Linked DNA regions of Homo sapiens: region 2 is linked to region 1. A link is a loop called in an ENCODE intact Hi-C map of the cell type or tissue named here. Cell type or tissue: heart right ventricle. All regions are shown on one strand. Links, peaks and the distances in the headings refer to the core of each region. The heading gives the core; the rest is flanking DNA. Region 1 overlaps SYN3 (synapsin III). Region 2 has its middle 46 kb from the start of LARGE1-AS2.

Region 1 (2,913 bases), core at 193-2,692:
AAAGGACATTTCAGGCACAGTGAACATGTGTGAAAGGATGGGGGCGTGAGGAAGCATGTTATATGTAGCGATAATAACAGGAATGATTGCTAACATACATTGCGAGCATACCACATGACAGGCGCTATTCGGACTTCACATACTGAACTCAAATCCATTCTCACGACAGCCCAGTCTGGTAGATGCTAGCATGAACTCCATTTTATAGATGAGGAAATGAAGGCACAGGGAATTAAGTGATTTCCTTAAGGTCACAATGAGAGCAAGTGGTGAAGCCAGGACTGGAACCTACTTGAGGGACAGGCGTCCTAACAGTGTAACCAAGGTGAGTAAGGGCTAAGCAGGAAGGGATGAAGTATGTAGCTAAAGAGTTGGAGTGGGGTGATGATAAGGGAAGATATTTAGATTTTATCTAAGAAGCAATAGGGAGCCATTGATGGTCTAAGCAGAAGAGTGTTAGAAAGGTCCATGTGGCACAGGAAAGAGGGAAAATTGAGAGAGAGAATGAAGCCACGAAGAGTGTGCTGGGGAGACAGCCAGATCCTTTATTGTTACATGTAAGCCAGATTGCTTCTTCCATCTGGGTAACCATCACCCACTCTGGAGCTCAACTTCAGAACATGGGTTATACTATTTCACAAACTCTTCCTGGGAGACAAGAGCTCCACCTGGACCTGTGACATGACTGGTACCTCCCACATCACATTCTGTGCACCCAGTAACTGCATTTGGCTCTGTTTTCCTTGGATTGCTAGACATTCTTTACCTCTTTATTTAATGCACTAGGTGGTGTTCCTTTTCACCCTAGGAGCACAGGATAGTATTAGAGTCCTTGAAAAGGTGTTTCAGATATTCTTAGTGGGAAGCTCTTCCACTGGGTGTGACCCTGGACAAATGCCTCCTCCATACTTTTTTTGCTGCCTGTCTTGTTTCTCATATATACATGGGCAGGCAACCTGGATTCTGCCAGGCAACCAGGTGGCAAGTTGGCCCGCCCACCAGTCCCAGTTCTAAAGAGTGGCTGTGTGACTTTGGTGAAGTCACTGTGTCTCCCTGGGATGCATCTGAGAGGAAGGAGGCTGTACTAGACAATACAGGCAATACCTAAACTGTCCTCCAGCAAATCATGTTTGCTGTTTCCAGAATCTTTACTTCCGAGAGTCTAATTTTATTCAATGGTTCAATGTATATTTGTAGAGTCAGGCATGGTGCTAGGGATATGGTGGTGCAAGATAGAAAGAACCCTTGCTATCATTCTCACTGATCATATTCAGTAACTGATCCCATTGAACATCCATGCATTGAGCACCCATTACCTCCTGGATCTGCTGCTAGAGGCTATGAGAGGCATAGAGAAGATGAAGATATGGTGCCTGCTCTAAACTAGCTTTTCCTCCAAGTTCACCTCCTTAAAGGGAGACAGCCAGCTGAATGTGGTCAGGAGGACTCCTTAAAAGGCGCTCCTTTTGCTCATCACCTGTAACTTCAGTCAAATAAGTAGCCGTGCCAAACCTGGTTTCTTTGGGGCATGGCTTCCAGGTCAGTGCGTCTCTGACACTTGCCCCAGGTGCAGCAAAGTTGCGAAATGGACACGGCTCCGTGTGCCCACCAGATGGCGGCATTCTAGCATATTCCCTAACAGCTGGGGTCATTGAGAAACAGCACCCTGTGTTGGTGGAGGGAAGAGACCACTTCCTCTCTAATCCAGGGCCCATTCATACTGATCTTCTGGAAAGTTCTGGGGTTAAGGGGCTGGCGGGGAAGGAATGGTGGTCGGGCAAAGGAAAATGGCGCTAAATGCTCCATCCAACAAACATTTCTGGCTGCCTTCTGGAGCTCCCCTTGTCCCCAAGTCTGCATTTGGTGATAAATTTGCATCATTACTTATTTACCTGTCATTCTCTTTTGTCCAGTTGGCGCCATGTCTATTTCCTCTTGGGATCCATGGTGCCTACGCAGAGTCTGGCCCAGAGCAAGGATTAAGGGTCTTGGCCGAAAAAAAGTGAAGCTTATTTTAAGCAAGAACTTAAAACAGACTCTCACCTAAGGACCACCACCCAGGCGAGGGCTTCTTGGGCCATTAACATCCTTGACCTCAAAGATGGAAATTGCAAGATGGGAGACTGAGAGTGCCGTTCAAGGTTCCCTAATGTGAGCCATTGGAGACATGGCTGGGATCAACTTTAACCTATCTCTGCTCAAAAGGTGTCAACCTTGTCCACATCAGCCAGGATGTCAAGGTGGAGAGGATAGAAATTCCGGATCTGGCTGAGTCTAGTGCCCACCAGAGAAAACTTTGGCCTTTAATCTGGGATTTTTACATCATTTTCTTCTCTAACAGAGGGAGAGAGAGGGGCATGAGTTGGGTCCACCAATTGGGACAAGCAGGTCCAACCTGCTTCTCTGCTGTCTTCAATTCCATTCAGACCCCTACGCCCTGCTGCCTAGCACCTCCACCTTCCCCTCTGGGGCTCCAGCAAAGAGGAAGGCAGTCAGAACCACTCCAAAGGGTCCAATCTCCTTGCATTCCAGCCCTGGCCAAAGTCAGCCCGGGAACAAGTGGAGAGCCCCTCTTGAAGGAAGTGATTCAGAAACCATGATGGCCTGGCGGCCCGCCGTGACTCACAGCACATCAATGGGGGAATTGTCTGTAGAAGCCGAGAATTCCAAAGCTCTTTTCTTTCCTTTCTTACTTACTTTCTTTTTTTTCTTTCTTTCTTTCTTTTTTGCCCTCCCCTTGGCGGCATTGTGCAACAGCAGGGCTGCCCAGAAACATGTGGTTTTCATCATTGGCTCCACAGCTGCCCTAGAGCACTGTGGAGAAAATAAGATGGAGAGGGAACAGGATACAAGGGGACCTGTCGCGGTCAAGCAGGGTCCTTCTCTTTCCCCCCACCTTTCTTGTCAACACCA
Region 2 (2,913 bases), core at 318-2,817, 550 kb after region 1:
GTTTGCTGCACCCATCAACCTGTCATCTACATTAGGTATTTCTCCTAACGCTATCCCTGCCCTAACCCCCACCACCAGACAGGCCATGGTATGTGATGTTCTCCTCCCTGTGTCCATGTGTTCTCCTTGTTAAACTCCCACTTATGAGTGAGAAAATGTGGTGTTTGGTTTTCTGTTCTTGTGATAGTTCGCTGAGAATGATAGCTTCTAGCTTCATCCATGTCCCTGCAAAAGACATGAACTGATTCTTTTTTATGGCTGCATAGTGTTCCATGGTGTATATGTGCCACACTTTCTTTATCCAGTCTATCATTGATGGGCATTTGGGTTGGTTCAAAGTCTTTGCTATTGTGAATAGTGCTGCAATAAATATACAGGTGCATGTGTTTTTATAATAGAATGATTTATAATCACTTGGGTGTATACCCAGTAATGGGATTGCTGGGTCAAATGGCATTTCTGGTTCTAAATCCTTGAGGAATCACCACACTGTCTTCCACAGTGGTTGACAAAACATCACAAAAGTGCTGTGAACGAAACAAGTCACATTTTAACAACTATGTATTAAGCCCTTTACAGCTTTCATTGCTTAACTTTCTTTCTATAGCTCTTTTCCACCACCTTCACCCTCCAGAACTAACAAATGCAAAGGTAGGAGGTAGCAGATGCGATCTATGGTAATTTTCCTCCAACATTAGAGCTCTTCACAGTGATAGTATATTATGAGACTCACACAGGGTGCCACATAAAATGTATGTTTGTTAGATACCTTTCAAATTAAATTCAGTCACAGGAAAATATGATGTGGTGGGTTCAATTTCCACACTCTGACCCCTGCTCCAAAAAATCCATTGACTTTCCTTTATTCAGTTTTGCTCATAAAAACAAACTTCTAGAGTACATTTCAACTGCAATTCAATTGATAAATATTTGCTCTATGTACAATATCTGGATTCATAATCACAGCCTACAGTAGCAGTTCTCAATCGTTTCTTTTAAATAATAGAGACAGGGTCTCACTCTGTCTCTCAGGCTGGAGTGCCATGGTGTAATCACAGCTCACTGCAGCCTCGACCTCCTGGGCTCAAGTGATCCTCCCACCTCAGCTTCCTGAGGAGCTGGGACTACAGGCGTGCACCACCAGGCCAGCTAATTGTATTTTTATTTTTCTGTAGAGATGGGGTCTGGCTATTTTTTCCGGGCTGGTCTCGAACTCCTGGCCTCAAGGGATCCTCCCACTTCAGCTTCCCAAAGCAATGGTATTACAGGCATGAGCCACCACGCCCGGCTGTGGTTCTTAATCTTAATCTTGGCTCTACATTAAAACTACTGGGGGATTTTTCAAAACTCTCAGTACCCACCCCAATCCTCTACTAATTCACACAGAAGTTCTTGAGGGTGGGACCCAGGCATCAGTTTTTTTAAAGCTTTCCTGGTATGCAGCCAAAGTTGAGAAACACTATTGGAAAGTCATCCAGAGCCGTGTTCTCCAGATCCAGGAGGCTGTCGCTTTCCATTAGCTCCTTCTCAACCTTGGTCCTTGACCCAGGGGTCCCTACCAGCCGCCCTCCCGGCCTCCACAGGCCTTTGGGGCGTGTATCCTTGTCCTCTTTGCCCTCCACAGAGCATGGTCTGGCAGATAGACGGGGGTGGCACAAGGGTGACATCTAGTGGTTTAAAAAATGAAGTTAGCGTCTTAATGGTCCCATTCTCTGAAAAATGGCAAGAGAACGACACCGGCGGAACCTGGTCTGTGTGCCGCCTGGGATTGGCTCAGCCATGGTCTCCTGTCCTCTGCAACTGACGATGCTCTAGGAGCCCTACAGGGCTGAACCTCATTCTTGGAGGCCTCAGAGGGAGGTCCTCCTTGAACTCAGTCTTAGCCTTCATGCTGTTTTGCCTACCCCGCCACCAGGCCCGCTGCTATGGTGGCTGTTCCCTGCCCTTAAGTCACCGGCAGACGTGGCCTGATGGCACCTAGCCTCAAGCCTGACCCACCATGCCATGCAAGCTTCCACCCCTGTTGCCATAGAGAAGCACTGGGCGCTCACACGCACACGGGCTCACCTGGCCTGGTTCCTTGGGCTGCAGGTGAATGGTGGACCTCTCTTCCCTCTCTGGCTCTCCCCTGTTCCCAGGCTGCCCCTATGCTCTGGGCCTCACACCACGGATGCCTCTGCGGCTCCCCCAAAATGTGGGTGAGTCATTGCCCCGGGGCCTTGCATTCATTGGCTCTGGCTGCCGTAACAAGGTACAGGCAGACCTCGTTTTCCCGCACTTTGCTTTATTGAACTTTGAAGATAGTTGTGTTATTTATAAATCGAAGGTTTGTGGCAACCCTGCATTGAGCAAGTCTATCGGTGCTATTTTTCCAACAGCACGTGCTCACTTTGTGTCTCTGTGTCACATTTTGGTAATTCTCAAGTATTTCAAACTTTTTCATTATTATTATATCTGTTACAGTGATCTGCGATTTGTGATTTGTAATTGTTTCGGGGCTCCATGAACCATGTAAGACAGAGAACTTAATCTATAAATGTTCTGACTGGTCATTCCCTCATCTCTCTCCTCCTCATCGGGCCTCCTGAGACACAATAGTATTGAAATAAGGACAATTCATAATGCTACAAGTGTTACACTTAAAAGGCTCTAAGTGTTCCAGTGAAAGGAAGACACACACCTCTCACTTTAAATCAAAAGCTAGAAATGATTACACTTAGTGAGGAAGACATGTTGAAAGTGGAGATAGGCCAAAAGCTAGGCCTCTTGTCCCAAACAGCCTAGCTGTGAACACAAAGGAAAGGTTCTTCAAGGGAATTAAAAGTGCTGTGAGGCTGGGCGTGGTGGCTCAAACCTGTAATCCCAGCACTTTGGGAGGCCGAGGCGATGGATCACCTGAGGTCAGGAGTCCGA

Evidence for each region. Hi-C counts contacts between places; a loop is a spot of excess contacts. Peaks named below come from ENCODE experiments on the same cell type or tissue, not always from the same donor. Only the 100,000 strongest peaks of a DNase experiment are listed, where the experiment ranks them.
Region 2: a loop joins it to region 1, with 11 times the contacts of the local background. A loop is called at or near these places in 5 of 110 quality-filtered maps.

The regions. Positions count from the first base shown.
Region 1 is chr22:32,658,811-32,661,723 of GRCh38, forward strand. All of the region lies in intron 6 of SYN3 (synapsin III), which reads right to left. LOC105373002 (a long non-coding RNA gene) reads left to right here. Exons shown (of 4, transcript XR_938176.4): 4 at 1,914-2,913. Among named protein-coding and RNA genes, the nearest start is that of SYN3-AS1, 85 kb to the left of the region's middle. RefSeq lists an enhancer at 2,118-2,913. In heart right ventricle, for the core only: a CTCF peak has its summit at 1,613 (motif pointing right); DNase peaks (open chromatin) are centred at 1,601, 2,002 and 2,641; H3K27ac peaks cover 680 bases.
Region 2 is chr22:33,208,659-33,211,571 of GRCh38, forward strand. It overlaps a transcript of LARGE1 not described here. Among named protein-coding and RNA genes, the nearest start is that of LARGE1-AS2, 46 kb to the left of the region's middle. In heart right ventricle, for the core only: a CTCF peak has its summit at 1,659 (motif pointing left); no DNase peak of the experiment used is centred there; H3K27me3 peaks cover 294 bases.